Linked DNA regions of Homo sapiens: region 1 is linked to region 2. A link is an interaction called in ENCODE POLR2A ChIA-PET data of the cell type or tissue named here. Cell type or tissue: MCF 10A. All regions are shown on one strand. Links, peaks and the distances in the headings refer to the core of each region. The heading gives the core; the rest is flanking DNA. Region 1 has its middle 64 kb from the start of SPPL2A. Region 2 overlaps SPPL2A (signal peptide peptidase like 2A).

Region 1 (10,906 bases), core at 3,840-8,839, 76 kb before region 2:
GTACGAAACTGGCCTAGGCAACATGGTGAAACTCCATCTCTACAAAAAAACACAAAAGTTAGCCAGGTGTGGCACATGCCTGTAGTCCCAGCTACTCGGGAGGCTGAGGTGGAAGGATCACTTGAGCCCAGGAAACGGAGGCTATAGTGAGCCATGATCATGCCACTTCACTGCAGCCTGGGAGACAGAGTGAGACCTTGTCTCAAAACAACAACAACAACAAAAAGGATATTGACTACATTTGATTTAAACATACTGAATATATAAAAATCCATGAGTTCACAGTGTTACAGAATCAAAAAGTAAAAGTAAACAAGGAAAAGCAAATACACACCCATGCAAACACTGGACACTATTAAAACCTAGGGTACAATACTTACTTTGAAAAATTGGCAATTAAAAATAATTGAGAATTAATCCTGCCTTTCCTGAGTGAAGTATACTTCAGAGTAACCAAATACTTAATGAGGGAAAGTTCTTTATAAAAGAACTCCAGTTAATAAATTAAAGGAAAAATACATTATAAATTTTCTATTTTACAACATAATGAAATAGTCGATACAACAGGCAAACCTCATCAATGGCTAAAACTACTAAATTAAAGATTGAGAACTTTACAATAAAAGGATCAGACATTACCACTTGAACCTTCTGATCAATCTTAGCATCACTTATAATGACACAGACATGCTAGACTTCCTGAGATGATACAATATAAAATACAATACATGGCACCAACTTTGAACTATTTTTGTCAAAAATATTGAAACTACCAATATTCTGAGACTCAGTTAACCTAGTTTCCACTTACTGGGAATAGGTCTTAGAGGGATATGTTGGATGATACTATGAGAGAGCAGACAAATTCAGAATGTGGGACATTCTACAAAACAACTCATCTAAAACTCATCTAATTTCTTCTATAAGTTAATGTCCTTTTTTTTTGTTGTTTGTTTCTTTTTTTTTTTCCTCACTCTGTAGCCCAGGCTAGAGTGCAGTGGCGCAGTCTCGGTCACTGCAAACTCCGCCTCCTGGGTTCAAGCAATTCTCCTGCCTCAGCCTCCTGAATGGCTGGGACTATAGGTACAAGCCATCATGCCTGGCTAATTTTTGTATTTTTAGTAGGGATGGGGTTTCACCCTGTTGGCCAGGCTGGTCTCAAACTCCCAACCTCAGGTTATCCACCACCTCAGCTCCCAAAGTGCTGGGATTACAGGTGTGAGCCACCACGCCTGGCCTGTTAATGTCATATATATATATACACACACACATATATATACACACACATATATATACACATATACGTATATATATGTATACGTGTATATATACGTACGTATATATACAGATGTATATATACATATATAAGTATATATGTGTATATATATGTCTATATATGTATATATAGACATACCGATGTATATATACGTATATATAGTATATATACGTATATACGTATACGTATATATATACAGATGTGTGTATATACGTATATATATACAGATGTGTGTATATACGTATATATATACAGATGTGTGTATATACGTATATATATACAGATGTGTGTATATACGTATATATATACAGATGTGTGTATATACGTATATATATACAGATGTGTGTATATACGTATATATATACAGATGTGTGTATATACGTATATATATACAGATGTGTGTATATACGTATATATACACATATATACGCAGATGTATACATATACATATATGTGTGTGTGTGTATATATATATATATATATATGAAGTGGGGGGACTATACTAGTATACTAGATCAGTGATTTCAACCAAGGGTGATTTTATCCTCAGGGGACATTGTCAAAAAATTGTCCAAATTTTTTGACAACTTTCCCCACAACAATTATCTAGTCCCAAATGTCAACAGTGCCACTGTGAAAAATTCTCTACTAGATTAAAAGAGATTGAAAATACTTAGCAATCTAATTTAATATGTAGATCTTATTTTGATCCTTATTTAAACAAACCAAAAAACCCAAGAAGACATTTTTGAGACAATCAGGGGAATTTGAATATAGTCTGGCTATTAAATGATACTGAATTATCATTGGATATGATACCAGTATTACGTGTGGTAAGAAAATGTCTATAATTTTTAGAGATGCATACTAAAGGGTGTAGGAATTAAATGGTATAATGTCTAGGATTTTCTTTAAAATATTTCAGCAGGCTGGGCACAGTGGCTTATAACTGTAATCCTAGCACTTTGGGAGGCTGAGGCGGGTGGATCACCTGAGGTCAGGAGTTTGAGACCAGCCTGGTCAATATGGTGAAACCCCATCTCTACTAAAAATACAAAAATTAGCCGGGCATGATGGCACATGCCTGCAGTCCCAGCTACTCAGGAGGCTGAGGCAGGAGAATCTCTTGAACCCAGGAGGTGGAGGTTGCAGTAAGCCAAGATCATGCCACTGCACTCCAGCCTGGGCAACACAGAGAGACTCTGTCGCAAAAATAAAATAAAATGTTTCAGCAAAAAATAATATGTAAGTATGGAAAAATATTGATAATTCTAGAATCTTGGTGATGACTTTGTGAGAGTCCCTGTATTTTTGTGTATGTTTGATAAAATTTTTTATTGAAATATTCTTTAGAAATACATAATTTACTTGTAATCCCAGCACTTTGGGAGGCCGAGGCGGGCGGATCACGAGGTCAGGAGATCGAGACCATCCTGGCTAACACGGTGAAACCCCGTCTCTACTAAAAATACAAAAAAAATTAGCCGGGCGCGATGGTGGGCGCCTGTAGTCCCAGCTACTCGGGAGGCTGAGGCAGGAGAATGGCGTGAACCCGGGAGGCGGAGCTTGCAGTGAGCCGAGATTGCGCCACTGCACTCCCGCCTGGGCCACAGAGCGAGACTCCGTCTCAAAAAAAAAAAAAAAAAAATACATAATTTAATCCAGAAGGAAAAAGAAATAGGTAAGAAGCAATGATTGTTATTCATAGAAGAATCATATTGGATAGTGAGACCCATCTATTCAGACCTGAATGAACAGGGTGAGCAGCTGGTGCTCAAATCCTCAGCGTGATAAGCTGCAAGCCAGCCAGGCACTTTGAATCACAATTCACTGAGAAGAAATAAGCCCTTCATGTACCCAAAAGACACTGTATGTGAAAAAAATGTATTTTGGTGGGTTCATTCTAATTTAGAAGTTATCGTTATACATATCTGCTGAAGAACAATAACTTTTTCATTTCATTTTTGTAATACAGGCTTTTGAGAAATTTGAATACTGAAAAACTTTAATTCAGGGAAAACTGTTGAGCTAATGAGGAAGGAATCCTCTAATGTGCTTGATGTGACTTGTTTTTCTGTATTTTTAAAGATACTGTCATTTTTCACATCTCAATGTATTTGATGACTGTACCTCTCAAAAAATTAGGAAAAGATTATTTTCTATTTGTGATTTTCCTTAGATTGTTATCATGCAAGGTCCAGACACCTAACATGACCTCATTAGTGTTGGCTGCAGAGATGGGTGTGTTCCTCATGATTCGTGGTGACATTAATGGAAAGTTAAAGCCATACTTGCACTAGTCAAATAGAATCCTACTGTCTGCTGGAAAGCAGCTGTGGAAATAAAAAATCATTCACTTGTAGGACACAAGTGTGGACCACAGTATGAGTGACTTTTACTGGTGTAGTAGGTTGAATGGTGGCTGCCAAAAAGATGTGTCCAAGTCCTAACTCCCAGTACCTATGAATATCACCTTATTGAAAATAAGGCCTTTGTGGCCAGGCATGGTGACTCACGCCTGTAATCCCAGCACTTTGGGAGGCCGAGGCAGGCAGATCATCTGAGCTTGGTGAAGTAACTCAGGAGTATGTAACTTGCTGAAGTAACTTGGGAGTATGAGACCAGCCTGACCAACATGAAGAAACCCTGTCTCTACTAAAAATACAAAATTAGCCAGGCATGGTGGTTCATGTCTTGTAATCTCAGCTACTCAGGAAGGCTGAGGCGGGAGAATCGCTTGAACCTGGGAGACGGAGGTTGCACTCCAGCCTGGGCAACAAGAGTGAAACTCCATCTCAAAAAAAAAGAAAAAAGAAAAAGAAAGAAAAGGCCTTCGCAGATGTAATTGAAAATCTCAGGATGAGATCATCCTTTATTTAGGGTGGTCTGTGTCCTTATGAAGACAATGACTGTGTCCTTATAAGAGAAAAGAGAGGGAGATTTGAGAAACAAGAGAGACATAGGGGAAAAGCCACGTGAAGATGAAGGCAGAGATTGGAGTTATGCATCTACAAGCCAAGGAATGTCAGGAGATAGGAGAAATGCGCCGGGTGCGGTGACTCACACCTGTAATCTCAGCACTTTGGGAAGCCGAGGCAGACTGATCACCTGAGGTCAGGAGTTAAAGACCAGCCTGGCCAACATGGTGAAACCCTGTCTCTACTAAAATACAAAAATTAGCCCAGTGTGGTGGCGGTCACCTGTAATCCCAGCTACTCACGGGCTGAGGCTGGACAATCCCTTGAACCTAGGAGGCAGAGGTTGCAGTGAGCCGAGATCACACCACTGGACTCCAGCCTGGGTGACAGAGCCAAACTCCATCTCAAAAAAAAAAAAAAAAAAAGGAAGAAGATAGGAGAAATGCACGTAACAGATTATTCCTTACAGCCCCCAGAAGGAGCCAACCCTAGCAATACCTTGATTTTGGATTTCCGGCCTCCAAAATGGCGAGAAAATAAATTTCTCTTGTTTTAAGCCACCCAGTTTGTGATTATTTGTTTTGGCAGACATAGGAAGCTACTACTGCTGATATGGGGCAGGCTCTCAAAGAAATACCCTGATGAACTGGCGTAAATGACTGTAAGTAAATAGATTCTTTTTTCTGTTAGTAAATAGATTCTTAAGTGGTTTCTGTTTGGTCATTCATTTAATCATTCATTCACTCAACAAATATCTATTTATTACATACTTGTCTCTAAAATATGACTGAGAATTTTTAGATTATTTGACACATTCTTGTCCAGGGTAAATTTGGTTACTGCTAACCCTGTAGGTGGGAGAAAGTTTACTGTAGAGATTTTGTATTTCACTTTGAAAGCTCTGTTAAATTGTCTTTTTTTTTTTTTTTTTTTTTTGAGACGGAGTCTCACTCTGTCGCCCAGGCTGGAGTGCAGTGGCGCCATCTCAGCTCACTGCAACCTCTGCCTTCCAGGTTCAAGAGATTCTCCTGCCTCAGTCTCCCGAGTAGCTGAGACTACAGGCGCGTGCCAACAAGCCCAGCTAATTTTTGTATTTTTAGCAGAGACGGGGTTTCACTCTGTTGACGAGGATGGTCTCACTCTCTTGACCTCGTGATCTGCCCGCCTTGGCTTCCCAAAGTGCTGGGATTACAGGCATGAGCCACCACACAGAGTGGTGCTTTTTAAAAGCTCTCCAGGTGATTCTAACGTGCAAACAGGGTTAAGAACCTCTGCCTTGGCTGGGCACGGTGGCTCACGCCTGTAATCCCAGCACTTTGGGAGGCTGAGGCAGGCGGATCACCTGAGGTCAGGAGTTCAAGACCAGCCTGGCCAACATAGTAAAACCCCATGTCTACTAAACATACAAAAAAAAAAAAAATTAGTCGGGCATGGTGGCGGGCACCTGTAATCCCAGCTACTTGGAAGGCTGAGGCGGGAGAATTGCTTGAACCCAGGAGGCAGAGGTTGCAGTGAGCCGAGATGACACCACTGCACTCCAGCCCGGGCAACAGTGCAAGACTCCGTCTCCAAAAAAAAAAAAAAAGAACCTCTGCCTTATATTTTTTTTTCTTTAAACATAGTTATTTTTATTCAAGTTTCATTAATCCAATTTCAGGAGAAAGTATAGTAAGCCTATTTAAACAGATTTTTTTTTTCAGTGTTTCAATATTTGACACTGAGTTGCTTATTTCCCTTGGAAATGTTTATTTTTAAATTTTATTTCAATAGTTTTTGGGGTACAGGTGGTTTTTGGTTACATGGATGAGTACTTTAGTGGTGAATTCTGAGATTTGTGTGCACCTGGCACTTGAGCAGTGTCCACTGTACCCAATATGTTGTCTTTTATCCCTTGTCCCCTTCCCAGCCTCCCCCCGAGTCCCCAAAGTCCATTATATCACTCTGTATGTTTTTGCATCCTCATAGCTTAGCTCCCATTTATAAGTGAGAACATAAGACACTTGGTTTTCCATTCCTGAGTTACTTCGCTTAGAATAATGCTCTGCCTTACTTTTAAGGATACAAGTGCATATGCTTATTATGACTGTCTCTACTGTGAAAGCAGAAATCACTGATATACCTAGAAACACATGGAGAGACATTCATTCTCTTTCTCACCATATAAAAAAAAAACCCAAACCAACACTGCTCAGCACGACACCAACTGGCTGACATAGCACATTCTTGACGACCATTATCCCAAGTTCCCTGTGAATCACTACACAGTTTTTTTTCAGTCCTCCCAATTCTCCTCCCACATGTGGTTGCAGGGAGCAGCTGTCCATTGTGCAATAGCAGTGGACTGAAAGATAGAAGACATGGATTCTAACTGCATACTGTCCCTAACTAGCTGTGAGGCATGAGGCTGGTCACTCAATACCTCTGAGACTGTAAAATAGCAATGATTTTACTGTCGGGTCTAGCCACTTCATAGGTTTGAATAAAGATCAAATGAAATATGAAAGCAATCATAAGCCATAAATTGCCATGTCAAGATAACAATATGACTATGGACTTAAGAGCCTCCAGGATAGAGCAGAATCATTCTTCTCCTTATTTTCTCTAGGTAGTCCCCTATGCACCTGCAGTTTCCCCTTCATTCTCAAGGGAAAGTATGTGCCCTCGTAGAAAAAGAGATGAAGGAAGACAGGTATATGTACAATAATGTATTTTTGCAGTGCTTACAAAAGAATACCATGTGCCCATTTAAAAAATGAGACAGTGGCCAGGCGCGGTGGCTCACGTCTGTAATCCCAGCACTTGGGAGGCCAAGGTGGGTGGATCGCCTGAGGTCAGGAGTTCAAGACCAGCCTGGCCAGCATGGTGAAACCCCATCTCTACTAAAAATACAAAAATTAGCCAGGCATGGTGGCAGGTGCCTATAATCCCAGCTACTTGGGAAGCTGAGGTAGGAGACTCGCTTGAACCTGGGAGGCAGAGGTTGCAGTGAGCTGAGATGATGCCATTGCACTCCAGCCTGGGCAAAAGAGCGAGACTCTGTCTCAAAAAAAAAAAAAAAAGAGATAGTGCTATACAACCCATACAAAACGATGTTAATGATACATTGTTAGGTGAAAAAAACTAAATTGCAGCACAGTACACAGGGTATAATCTCATCTTAAAATTACATAAAAATGTTTGGTAATGCATAAAAAATGTCTAGAAGGATACTTTCCAATCTGTTCCCACTGGGCATTAGGATTGATTGAGGGAGGGACTTTTTATTTTTACTTTGTAAATTTCTGTAATATTGAAATAGTTTTATAATGAGCACATATCATTTTCATAATTTAAAAATATATACTAAAATGTAAATTGAGGGAAAACAGATGGTGAGAGTATTACAGCCTAGGATTAGTAAAGAGTCAGAGAGTGGTCCAGGCACAGTGGCTCACACCCATAATCCCAACATTTTGGGAGGCTGAGGCAGGAAGATCACTTGAGCCCAGGAGTTCGAGACCAGCCTGAGCAAAATAGTGAGACCCTGTCTCTATGAAAAAATTTAAAATTGGTCTGACATGGTGGTGTACACCTGTAGTCCCAGCTACTTGGGAAGCTGAGGCAGGAGGATCTTTTGACCCCAGGAGATTGAGGCTGCAGTGAACTGTGATCACACCACTACACTCCAGCCTGGACCACAGAACGAGACCCTGTCTCAAAAAATAAGTAAGTAGATAATAAATAAATAAAAAGTCACAGAGTGTAATTGCCCTAAAGTTGTTCTAGTGCCTGGACCCAGGCAAAGCATGCTATAAGGGAAGCATACAGCTCTCAAAATCCATTATCAACAACCTTTGAGAATTCACAGAGAAGATTAGAGGTGACAGACGGCTCAAAATGGTTGAGGGTTCTGATTTAAAATCAGGAATTGCGAACTACAAGGCTTGAGGTTTATCACCAGGAAAAGTCTAGAATTAATTATTATTAAATATTTGGTTTGTGAACATTTAAAAATGCACGTGGTGGTCATCAGCAGATGACATAGATTCACTAAGAACAAACCATGACAAACTAACCTATTATTTTTTGTTAGGGTAACTAGATCAGTAGCTCCGAGGAGTATCATAGACTTAGTATATGTTGATTTCAGCAAAGCCGTTCATTCACAAACTCTCCTGCAGCATCATTTTGGAAAATACACACAATGCAAATTATTAAAGGATTCACAGCTGTTTACAAAATCATATTCAATGACTATACCTAGATAGATGTATCCAATAAAATAAGTGCCCATCTTTGGCCCACTTCTCTTTAATTTTTTTTTTTTTTTTTTTTGAGACAGAGTCTCGCTTTGTTGCCCAGGATGGAGTGCAGTGGTGTGATCTTAGCTCACTGCAACCTCCACCTCCTGGGTTCAAGCAATTCTCCTGCCTCAGCCTCCCGAGTAGCTGGGATTACAGGCACGTGCCACCACACCCAGCTAATTTTTTGTATTTTTAATAGAGACAGGGTTTCACCATGTTGGCCAGGATGGTCTCAATCTCCTGACCTCATGATCCACCTGCCTCAGCCTCCCAAAGTGCTGGCATTACAGGCGTGAGCCAGCATGCCCGGCCTTCTTTCATATCTTTTATCAATAACCTAGACACAGACATTGAAGGCAACCTTACCAATTTCTCGGATGACACAAAGATGAAAGGAATAACCACTAGCTAAAGCACAGGATCTATGTTCAAGATATTATTAATTTACTGGAATGCCAAGCTGAAACCAGTGATGGACGACCTAATGGGTGGTAGGATGAGAAATTTAAGTTTCATGCAAGAAAGAACTTTTAACTATAGTTGTCTAACAATGGAATAGGTAATTATTGGGGGAGGGGATTGGAGATTGGCCCATCAAATGTTTCTACAAATACAAAAACTAGTTGATTCCGACTGAAAAATTAATAACAGACACTAAATGCTAACAGATTTCAAAGATAGTGGAAATTAATATAGGGCATAAAATTTGTTTTCCTAATGAAAACAAACACTGAGCAGAACCTTGAAGAATCAGTAAATAGTATAGATGCATGAAAGAGAGGAGGTCATTCCAGAAGCAAGACTAACGTGGCATTTTCCAGTCACAAAGTGACAGCTGGCTGTGGTTTTGGTGAGTAAAGGAAAACAAGGCTGGGGCCAGATTATGGAAGATCTGGGACCAGTAAAGAAGTTTATACTTTGTACAGTGGAGAAAGGATCAGTCAGGCTCTGCTTGCATGCATCTGAAACAAATTCTGGAAAATTCAAGAGAGGAATTTATTGGAAAAATATGAGGAGCTCCCAGAACAAATGCAAAGACTAGAGAACCAGGCCTGGAAACATTAGAAAGCAAAGTGGACTCTAAGGCTAAAAAGTAGGAACTAGAAAAGTAGGCTTGAAGCAGGCCAAGGCTCCATGCGAGCGTGAATGAATATGCAACCATGTTTAATCTCTTTATTACATTGCTAAGGATTCAAATTAGAGGAATGAGCATTCCAAAGCCCTAGTTTGTTATATGTCCTTCCCTTAGCTGAAAAAGAGATTAATAGTTGGGTTTTTTTAATCCAATAAAAGAGATAATCCCCAAAAGAAAGTTGAGGTGTGAAGGAGAAATAAATACTGAGCAGCCAATAGACAACAAAAGTTCACTATTGGCACTGTTAGAGGTTTTGAGCAAGGAGGCAATGTGTTGAAAATAGTGCTATATGGAGATCTGGCAATTTGCAAATGGACTGAAGGAATGGAAATCTAAAGGTAGATAGTGAGTTTTCCAGGTATATACTGTGGCAGTGGAATAGGATAGCAATGATGTTCAAAGTAAAAACAGTAAGCCTTGATAACTGCCTAAAGGTTAAGGAAAAGGAAAGAGTCAAAAATTACTATAAATGCTCTCCTTAAAGACTGAAGGAATGATAGTGGTAGAAGTAAGACAGCTTAGAAAGAGAGCAGCATCTAGGATGGAGGTGAAAATGATGCTTACAGTGTTAAGTTTAGCTGATGGGGAAAATGCTCAGTAGGAATTAGGACTAAATAGTCTATGAGGACTTGTTTGGAGATATAGACTTAGGAGGATTTGGCATAAAGATTGCAATAAAAGTCAGACCTGGCTGTCTTACAAATATATAAAATGATATGCAGAAATGGTTGAAAACTTCCCTCCAAATTGTAAGAAAAAAAGAGTATCCCCCTAAAAAAGGAGTTGGTAGTGGAAGTTTTGGGAACTCAAAATGAGAACTTCTGTACTATAAACTTTTAACTATAAGCAGTATGATTTTTTCCATTTTTATTCTTATCCCATTTTCTCCCTCTACCCGAGATACCCACTCTAATTTTATGTCCATATATATATATATACATGTATATATATACATATTTTAAGGGATATATATACATGCATACACATATAGCCCTGTAAAAAACGTGGAGTTTTTTGGAGTTTGTGTTTAAATTTAAATGTATTTAAATATGTGACATTATGTTGCAGACCTCATTTTGTTATTTTTTCACTCAACACATCATGTTGCTATAAGAACAAGAAAGCCAAGTTGCTGCTTAGAAATGATGCAACAGTTTACATTTCTACCAGCAGGTCATGAGAGTTCTCAATTCTAACATTTTCACCAACACTCGGTAATATCTTGTTTTTGCCAATTTGGTGAATATAAAATTGTGCCTAGTTGTTTAAAGTTTTTTCTTCCTAGTGAGATGGA
Region 2 (10,906 bases), core at 3,039-8,038:
GGATCATGCCTGTAGTCCCAGCTGCTCAGGAGGGTGAGGTGAGTCACCCAGGAGTTGAAGGCAGCAGTGAGCTGCAACCATGCCTCTGTTCTGTAGCCTGGGTGATAGAGTGAGATCCTGTAGATAGATAGATAGATAGATAGATAGATAGATAGATAGATAGATATGCTTATTATATATTTGATCAGTTGTTTAAAATCACCTGGAATTTGGTCCGTTTATGAAAATCCAAACCATAAAGTCTCCAAGTATAGGCCCTTCCCTGAAGATAGTAAAAATTTTTTTTAAGTTGATTGTTTTTAGGCCAGAATTTGCCAAGCTTTACCATGCCCTATGGTCTTAAATCAGTTCTGACTTAAGCATTTATATTACTTGCCTGGCCTTGTAGGCATTTGAGTTTGTGAATTCTAATGTAAATCATAAATGGCTGGGCATGATGGCTCACGCCTATAATTGCAGCCCTTTGGGAGGCTGAGGCAGGCAGATCACGCGGTCAAGAGATCGAGACCATCCTGGCCAACATGGTGAAACCCCATCTCTACTAAAAATACAAAAAAATGGGCCAGGGGGGCACCTGCTCTTGTCCCAGCAACTCGGGAGGCTGAGGCAGGAGAATGGCGTGAACCTGGGAGGCAGAGCTTGCAGTGAGCCTAGATCACGCCACTGCACTCTAGCCTGGGCGACAGAGTGAGACTCTAAATGATCAAAGGAATAGGCAACATTAAGATATATTTAAACATTAAAATTGTTCTTTTTTTTTTTTTGAGATGGAGTCTCGCTCTGTCGCCCAGGCTGGAGTGCAGTGACGCCATCTCAGCTCACTGCAAGCTCCGCCTCCCAGGTTCACGCCATTCTCCTGCCTCAGCCTCCTGAGTAGCTGGGACTACAGGCGTCCACCACATTGCCTGGCTAATTTTTTTGTATTTTTAGTAGAGACGGGGTTTCACCGTGTTAGCCAGGATGGTCTCGACCTCCTGACCTCGTGATCCACCCACCTCAGCCTCCCAAAGTGCTGGGATTACAGGCGTGAGCCACCGCGCCCGGCCTTTTTTTTTTTTTTTTTATAATTGAGACGGAGTCTCACTCTGTCGCCTAGGCTGGAGCGCAGTGGCTCGATCTCAGCTCACTGCAACTTCCACCTCCTGGGTTCAAGCGATTCTCAGGCCTCAGCCTCCCGAGTAGCTGGGATTATAGGCGCCTGCCACCATGCCTGGCTAATTTTTGTATTTTTAGTAGAGACGGGGTTTCGCCATGTTGTACAGGCTGGAAACATTAAAATTCTTTAATTTGAAAAGAAAATGATAGGGAATATGATTGAAGTCAGTTGATCTGGACAAAGTAAATTAAAATTGTTCATGAGATCCCAGAATACCATAACAGGCACCTCATAAAGTCAGAGAAAAAGGAAGTAGAACTTCACAGTATGGGCTAGTAAACTTGCTTCCTTTGTGTGTAAGGATCAAATAAGATGCTGAATATAAAGATTCTGTTGTGAGCTTGATTTGATGGCCCTGGAGGACACTCGATTCCAGGACCAGTCTGAAGGAATTGGCCTGTAAAAGGAAGATTGGGGGTGAGCAGTAAGGAGCATTTGTCATAGGGAAAGGAGTTCCATGAGCTCTACAGTCCTAGAATTGGGAGTATTTAGAAGAGTATAAGGAAAGGATTTAGGGCCGGGCGTGGTGGCTCACGCCTGTAATCCCAGCACTTTGGGAGGCCGAGGCGGGCGGATCACGAGGTCAGGAGATCGAGACCATCCTGGCTAACACAGTGAAACTCCGTCTCTATTAAAAATACAAAAAATTAGCCGGGCGCAGTGGCGGCCGCCTGTAGTCCCAGCTACTCGGGAGGCTGAGGCAGGAGAATGGCGTGAATCCCAGAGGCGGAGCTTGCAGTGAGCAGAGATCGCACCACTGCACTCCAGCCTGGGCGACAGAGTGAGACTCTGTCTCAAAAAAAAAAAGAAAGGATTTAGGATGTGGGAGGAACTGATTGGTTATTAGAGGAACTTGAGAAGCGGTAGGAAACCCATGCCAGTATTGTAGAAGGGAAGGAGTTAACAGCGAATGCAGAGAAATATGTGATCATTATTAAAACTGGAGTGTGATGGTTGGGCACTGAGAATGAGGTGCTTGGGGATCTAGCTGTGTGAAGGGACTTGAAGTGACAGCAGATTTCAAAGACTACTGATCTCGGTTTTAGAGAGCCCAGTTCTAGTCCTGAGACTGACCTCATCCTTTTGGTCATTTTGGATCTGTTTCATATATAAGATGAAGAGACTAGATTATGTTATTTCTAAATCCCTTCTACCTCTTAAATGATTTTTGTCAATTGATATGGGGTCTGGCTATGTTGCCCAGGCTCATCTCAAACTCCTGGCCTCAAGCGATCTTCCCACCTCAGCTTCCCAATGTGCTGGGATTCCAGGTATGAGCCACCATGCCCACCCCCTTTTAGCTCTTGATACTAAACTTTTTACTAAAAGAATTTTTTTTAAGGTTTTAATGAAGCCATAGAAGACCAGACCACAGTTTATTACAAAGGAAAATTCAGACATTCTGGAGCATGTCTCTAACTTGGAGGGTGAAAAGGAAGGATCTTTGTCAAATGATCTAATACTAGTATGAGTGGATCACCTAATTTGGCACTTGTAATGTTCAAACAGACCCTGACCTTTTTTTTTTTTTTTTTTTTTTGAGACGGAGTCTGACTCTGTCAGACTGGAGTGCAGTGGCGTGATCTCAGCTCACTGCAAGCTCCGCCTCCCAGATTCACGCCATTCTCCTGCCTCAGCCTCCAGAGTAAGTGGGTCTACAGGCGCCCACCACCACACCTGGCTAATTTTTTTGTATTTTTAGTAGGGACGGGGTTTCACCATGTTAGCCAGGATGGTCTTGATCTCCTGACCTCGTGATCTGCCCACCTCGGCCTCCCAAAGTGCTGGGATTACAGGCATGAGCCACCACGCCCAGTCCAGACCCTGACTTTCAAGCCCATTTTCTGTATGTTTCCCAACTTAATTGACACAGCACTGTGGTTTCCACTGTTCTGTTCTTTTATAACCTTGTTACTCAAGGTGGGGTCCATTGACCATCAGCATCACCTAGGAGCTTATTAGAAATGCAGAATATCAGGCCAAGCGTGGTGGCTGATAACTGTAATCCCAGCACTTTGAGAGGCTGAGGTGGGAGGATCACTTGAGGCCAGGAGTTTGAGACCAGCCTGAGTACCATGGCAAGATCTTGTCTCCTATAAGCACTGCTCCTATAGCAGTGGTTCTCAAACTTTAACTGATGTCAGAATCTCCAGAAGGGCTTGTTAAAACATAAATTGGTCAGAACTTCTGATTCAGTAGGTCTGGAATGGGGCCCAAGAATTTGCTTTTTTCTTTTCTTCTTTTTTTTTTTTTTTTTTTTTTTTTTTTTGAGACAGGGTGTCCTTCTGTCACCTAGGCCCTAGGCTGGAATGCAGTGGCATGGTCATGGCTCCCTGCAGCTTCAACCTCCAAGCCTCAAGCAATCCTTTCACCTCAGCCTCTGGAGTAGCTGAGACTATAGGTACACGCCTGTACACCAAGCTAATTTTTTATTTTTTTGTAGAAACGAGATCTCTCCATATTGCCCAGACTGGTCTAGAACTCCTGGCCTCAAGTGGCCCTCCAGCACTGGCCTCCCAAAGCGCTGGGATTGCAGGCATGAGCCACCGTGCCCTTCCAAATTTGCTTTTTTTTTTTTTGAGACAGAGTCTCGTTCTGTCACCCAGGCTGGAATGCAGTGGTGCGATCTTGGCTCACTACAACCTCTGCCTCCCGGGTTCAAGCGATTCTCCTGCCTCAGGCTTCCGAGTAGCTGGGACTATAGGCACGTGCCACCACGCTTGGCTGATTTTTTTATTTTTAGTAGAAACGGGGTTTCACCTTCTTAGCCAGGATGGTTTCGATCTCCTGACCTCGTGATCCTCCTGCCTAGGCCTCCCAAAGTGCTGGGATTACAGGTGTGGGCCACCATGCCCGGCCCCGAATTTGCGTTTTTTTTGTTGTTGTTTTTGTTTTGTTTTCGTTTCTGTTTTTTGAGACCGAGTTTCACTCTTGTTGCCCAGGCTGGAGTGCAATGGCTCGATCTTGGCTCACCGCAACCTCTGCCTCCTGGGTTCAAGTGATTCTCCGGCCTCAGCCTCCCGAGTAGCTGGGATTACAGGTGTGGGCCACCATGCCCAGCTAATTTTTTATTTTTAGTAGAGACAGGGTTTCTCCATGTTGGTCAGGCTGGTCTCAAACACCCGACCTCAGTTGATCCGCCCACCTAGGCCTCCCAAAGTGCCAGCCACCATGCCTGGCCAATTTGCGTTTTTAATAACTTAAAAACTATTAAAGTTTTTGCTAGGAAGTCTTTGGCTTTAATTACTTCCTGCTCATGATTATCAGTTTCAAGTTTGCTTTTAATCTCCCCAGTAAGACTATACTTTCTTGTTTTGTGTTATTTTTTCAACATCCTTATTGACGTATAATTTGCATACCAAACAATTCACCCATTTAAAATGTATAAGCCGATAGTATTTAGTATATTCACAGATACGTGCAACTATCACCACAGCCAATTTTATAACATTTTCATCATCAGAAAAAGAAAGTAGGTAGAGCACTGAGGAATTTTAGGGCAGTGAAGCTATGTAGTACAATGCTGTAATGATGGATATGTGTCATTGTACACTTATCAAAACCCATAGGATGTACACCAAGAATGAACCCTAATGTAAACTATGAGCTTTGGATGATGACGATGTGTCAATGGAGGTTCATCAGTTGTAACAAATGTACCACTCTGCTGTGGGATATTGATACTGGGAGAGGCTACACATGTGTAGGATAAGAGGCTATGTCAAAACTCTGTATTCTCTGCTTTATTTTGCTGTAAAACTAAAACTGCTTTAAAATAAAGTCTTTTAAGAAAGAAAGAAGTCCGGGCATGGTGGCTCACGCCTGTAATCCCAGCACTTTGGGAGGCTGAGACGGGCGGATCGTCTGAGGTCAGGAGTTTGAGACCAGCCTGGCCAACATGGTGAAACCCTGTCTCTACTAAAAATACAAAAATTAGCCAGGCGTGGTGGTGGGTGCTTGTAATCCCAGCAACTCAGGAGGCTGAGGCAGGACAATTGCTTGAACTCGGGAGGCGGAGATTGCAGTGAGCCGAGATCACGCCATTGCACTCCAGCCTGGGCTTTAGAGTGAGACTCTGTCTCAAAAAAAAAGAAAAAAAGAGAGAAAGAAACTCCATGTCCTTTAGCTGTACCCCTTATCTCCACATCCCACCAGGACCCAAGTAACCACTAATCTTCCAACCATTAATCTTTTGTATTTCTTTTACATTGCATAAGTACTTGGCAAAGTGCTAGATATATTTATTAAGAGATTAATATGTATAAACAGTTGCATCATCTAACTTAATCCTTATCATAACTGTGAGGTCTGAGTGTTTATTGTTATCTCAAAGCTGAGGATATTGAAACTTAAGATAGGTTAAAAAACTTGTAACATAACCAGTAAATGATGAAACTAGCATTGTATCCTTGTACTATCATTTAAAAACTCATGCTCTTAACCTTTCTACCATATCTATTGTAGTAAACTGAATTTTCGAAGCTATGCAATATCTATGAGAAATTTTACTAAGATATTTAAAATGTCATGGAAAGGCTTAACTTGTTTGGGCATGCTGGCTCCCTCACAAAATTTGCTGCATGTTCTTTTCTTTTAATAGCCTCTTTATGTATCTCTCCACATTTTTCCTCAAGCTCATATAAATGCACAGATACATTGTAGGGGCTTCTTGAGGGGTCATTATATAAAAATAGGATTATACTATAAATATCACTCTAAAACTCACTATGGACATCTTCTGTTTCTAGAAATAGATCTAGCTCTTTGTTTTGAGTAGCTGTGTACTGTGCATATCATAATGTAACAGTTACCTTATTGGTGGAAGTTGGGTTTTTTTGCTATTACATACAATATTACAGTTAATATCCTTATACATTTATTTTTGTGCTTTTGCATACTATATCTGTAGATATGAATCACAAGATTCTATGTATTACAATTTTTGATAGATGCTGCTCATTTTTTATTAAAAAGGTTATACCACTTGAGCAGCAGCATGCACAGTTAAGACCCAGATCCTGATCTGGGTATCTTTCCTCTCCACAAGGAGCTTAATGGAATGGCTGGATCTGGATGTATAGCAGATAAAGGACAAGGTCAGCCTAGGATACCTGTGTCAAAAAAACAAGAAGTCCTCAAAGACTTGTTTTTTGTTTTTTTGGGTTGTTTTTTTTTTTTTCAGATGGAGTCTTGCTCTGTTGCACAGGCTGGAGTGCAGTGGCACGATCTCGGCTCACTGCAACCTCCACTACCCAGGTTCAAGCAATTTTCCTGCCTCAGCCTCCTGAGTAGCTAGGATTACAGGCGCCCACTACCACACCCAACTAATTCTTGTATTTTTAGTACAGACAGGGTTTCACCATGTTGATCAGGATGGTCTCAAACTCCTGACCTCAGGTGGTCTACCCGCCTCGGCCTCCCGAGGTGCTGGAATGACAAGTGTGAGCCACTGCGCCCGGCCTAATTTTTGTATTTTTAGTAGAGACGGGGTTTTGCCATATCGGCCATGCTGATCTCGAACTCCTGACCTCAGGAGATCCACCCGCCTCAGCCTCCCAAAGTGCTGGGATTAAAGGCATGAGTCTTGCATAAAGGATACAAAGAGCCAGCTATAAGAGGTTCTAAATGCCCAAATTTGGAACAATTTGAATATCAGACAAACCATCGTAATTATACCACACTGAAATTTTTAAAAAATTAATGCATCTCTACTGATACTAAAAGATGGTAGGGGAGAGAGTAAAGCTCTTTTAAAAAGAAGGATATGGCTGGGTGCAGTGGCTCACACCTGTTATCCCAGTACTTTGGGAGGCTGAGGTGGGTGGATCACCTGAGGTCAGGAGTTCCACACCAGCCTGGCCAGCGTGACAAAACCCCGTCTCTACTAAAATACAAAAAATTAGCTGTGCGTGGTGGCAGGCACCTATAATCCCAGCTACTCAGGAGGCTGAAGCAGGAGAATTGCTTGACCCCGGAGGCGGAGGTTGCAGTGAGCCAAGATCATGCCATTCATTGCACTCCAGCCTGGGCAACAAGAGCGAAACTCCGTCTCAAACAAAAAAACAAACAAAAGAAAAAAACAAAGGATACTAGCCAGTAAGGGTAGAAGGAATGACAATATTTTAAAAATTCACCATTTTGTAATCCCTAGTATGATATGGGAAATTAAATTTAGTTAAGGATCATCATGGAGGCTAATATCCTGGTGAGAAGAAGCTGTTGGGCTGTTCACATGGTGCCATAGATTACTTACTCATCAAACATAAAGGGAAAAACATGTCTTTACACTAGAGAAATCCTGCGGTTACCACCTTAACCAGATCGTCAAAGTCAGCATCACTAGTGCAGGAAATCATGATGTTAATGTGTTATTTTGTTGGATGCAGTAAGAAGTACCCAATTCACTTATGAAGCATTCTTTCCAAAAATGTTTAAATTAAATCTAAGCAACCTTCATGTTTATCTGCAGGATTATCTTCTTTAGCTAGAACTGTAAATGATTTTACTATATGACCTTAGGTAGGTTACGTTAGTGACTTGTCTGAGTCTCAGAGCCCTTGTTTGTAAAAACAGTGACATTGAATCAGAAAAAATGCATGAAAGTAACCTAGCATGTAGTTTGTTATATCATAAGAATGTAAAATACTAGTTCATCTCTGCTATCAGAATCCATTCATAGCCACCAAGTATATAGCTGAATGAAAACTACATTTCTCTTTTTCACATCTTATTTCCTTATCTAATTCTATGTAATCTGATGGCATGTTTTATGAATTCCCTATACTTGCTTAGATCCATAAGCTGTGCAGCCCCAAGTATGGCATAAACCCTCTAATCCAAAATGTTCAAGGGACATTTTAGGTAACAGAGCATGGGATTAGAACATTTCTATACTCATTAGAAACTTACGTTGACTTGTATGAAACTACCAGTTTTCTAGATTAAAATTGGTCAAATATCAGCAATGTCATGTGATTCAATCTAATAATGTGCTTTGGTGGCAGAAGCTTAGTACATCAACATTTGCCAAGCATTCTTTCTTTTTCCTTCCTTACGGGTTTAGAAAAAGATTTGCTCAGAGGACGAGAGAAGGATTTGTATTGAGCCAAGTTTTAAGGAAATTGTGATGTGAACTCTTAATCTATTGTGATGTGTATTCTAAATATTTTTGGATATTTCTTCATTTTATACTCTCCTCTCCCCCCAGGTACAATAGTTATTCTTTCCAATCACTTCTTACCTCTTGGCTTTTCTTTCCAGGTAGTGGGAAATGAGACAACGCTTTTCTTTTTCTGTACTTTAAATTCTGGATTGGTCTTTTTGAATAGGCAGTTGCAGAATTTTGAAAACATGAGCAAGAATAATTTACTTCAAGTTCCAGCTGGTTCTCTTCCAAAGATAGCACTTAGAAATGATAATGTACTTTTTTTCTTTGTACCCTAGTTCCTAGTAGAATATGGAACGTAAGACAGATTGATGGATTTTGAGTACATGTTGTTTTATAGAATATAAACAATGGCCAGGTGCGGTGGTTCACACCTATAATCCCAGCAGTTTGGGAGGTCAGGAATTCGAGACCAGCCTGACCAACATGGTGAAACCCTGTCTCTACCAAAAATACAAAAATTAGCTGGGCATGGTAACACGCGCCTGTAGTACCAACTACTTGGGAGGCTGAGGCAGGAGAATTGCTTGAACCCAGGAGGTGGAGGTTGCAGTGAGCCAAGATTGTGCTACTGCACTCCAGTCTAGGTGACAGAGCAAGACTCTGTGTCAAAAAGAAAATAATATAAACAATGAAGTAATAATTCATAGGAGATTGGAAAGGAAAGTTTCCAGCTGTCAAGTATTGAAATTACATCATAGCAAGAATTCTCCCTGGGGTACGGCCCTTATAACAAGAGTCATAATTGTTACTCCCTTAAGAAAGTGACCTATCTTCCTTAAAGAAGGTGTGCTGGGCAATTGTGTATAGTTTTAATATTCCTAACCATCCTTTTTATTTCCTCAAACAAGAAGAAACAAATTCATGGAAGACCATCCCTCTCAAGGAAATGTGATCAACCCTGCATATAAATAGCTTTATTAAAATCCTTAGTTGTTGGCAAGCCATAACATTGCAAGTTTGAAAGTTATTGTTTGTCTCCTAGACAGCCGCTCAGGAAGCAATCTTGCATGCGTCTGGAAATGGCACAACCAAGGACTACTGCATGCTTTATAACCCTTATTGGACAGCTCTTCCAAGTACCCTAGAAAATGCAGTAAGTAAATCACAGTTACTATTCATAAACATAAAAATAGTGAAGAAGGAGGCTGGGCACGGTGGCTCATGCCTGTAATCCCAGCACTTTGGGAGGCCAAGGCGGGCGGATCATGAGGTCAGGAGATCAAGACCATCCTGGCTAACACGGTGAAACCCCTTCTCTACTAAAAATACAAAAATTAGCTGGGTGTGGTGGCAGGCGCCTGTAGTCCCAGCTACTCAGGAGGCTGAGGCAGGAGAATTGTGTGAACCCAGGAGGCAGAGCTTGCAGTGAGCTGAGATCATGCCACTGCACTCCAGCCTGGGCAACAGGGTGAGACTTCGTCTCTGAAAAAAAAAAATAGTGAAGAAGGCTGTGTACAATGGCTGATACCTGTAACCCTAGCACTTTGGGATGTCAAGATGGGAGGATCATTTGAGACCAAGTGGTCAAGACCAATCTGGTCAGCATAGTGACACCCTGTCTCTATTTAAAAAGAAAAAAGAAAAAATATTGAAGAAGTGAGAATGACTGATAATTATGTTTTATTGTGTGAACCATTGTCATGTACGGTTGTTAATAAATAATTATTGATTTTTCTCAAGTATTTTTCTCTCTGGGAAAATAGGGAATTTTAAAATACTTAATTCTAAGCCTAAATATTTCTAATTCAAAAGATATTGTCTTAAACCAATATTGATAACCAAAGGCAGTATTTATAACTGAATGCATTTAGGATGAAATAGATTTTTAACATGTTAAAAAGACATTTCTTATTTTCAGACTTCCATTAGTTTGATGAATCTGACTTCCACACCACTATGCAACCTTTCTGATATTCCTCCTGTTGGCATAAAGAGCAAAGCAGTTGTGGTTCCATGGGGAAGCTGCCATTTTCTTGAAAAAGCCAGAATTGCACAGAAAGGAGGTGCTGAAGCAATGTTAGTTGTCAATAACAGTGTCCTAGTAAGTTATAAAAACAATCATATCTTATTTTGAGTTCATGATGTGAAATTTCACAAAAATGGAATTAACGTCTTTGTGTGTGGTTTAGAGGCTGAGTTTTGAATGATCTGATGGCAAGATTCTTTGTAAATAAATAATCAAGATCTAATAGGCATTTACTTGGAAAGTTTTTCAGTTTTTCTATTCCTAGAGCAGACAAGACTTTGTTAGGAACAAATATATATATATGCATATATATAGAGATATATATGTATTACACATATGTAATATGAATATATCATAAATGCTATATATATTATAGCATTTATCAGTTTAAGTTCATGTTAAAAGGATTCAATTTTGAGAACTTAGAGTGTTAAGAAAGAATACCTGAAATTTTGTCTTATAACTTAAAGAAAGACGTAATATTTATATTTAATGGAATAGTATTTTATTCTATAAATATATTAGTAGTAAATAAGTTTTCATAATTTTTTCTTTTTTAGTTTCCTCCCTCAGGTAACAGATCTGAATTTCCTGATGTGAAAATACTGATTGCATT

Evidence for each region. Peaks named below come from ENCODE experiments on the same cell type or tissue, not always from the same donor. Only the 100,000 strongest peaks of a DNase experiment are listed, where the experiment ranks them.
Region 1: POLR2A ChIA-PET joins it to region 2 with 5 read pairs; 10 of 35 experiments call an interaction of 5 or more read pairs at or near these places.

Annotation. Positions count from the first base shown.
Region 1 is chr15:50,824,566-50,835,471 of GRCh38, reverse strand. No RefSeq gene overlaps it. Among named protein-coding and RNA genes, the nearest start is that of SPPL2A, 64 kb to the right of the region's middle. In MCF 10A, for the core only: no CTCF peak of the experiment used is centred there; a DNase peak (open chromatin) is centred at 6,471.
Region 2 is chr15:50,748,147-50,759,052 of GRCh38, reverse strand. SPPL2A (signal peptide peptidase like 2A) reads left to right here. Exons shown (of 15, transcript NM_032802.4): 2 at 9,307-9,417; 3 at 10,183-10,365; 4 at 10,851-10,906. Among named protein-coding and RNA genes, the nearest start is that of SPPL2A, 12 kb to the left of the region's middle. In MCF 10A, for the core only: no CTCF peak of the experiment used is centred there; no DNase peak of the experiment used is centred there.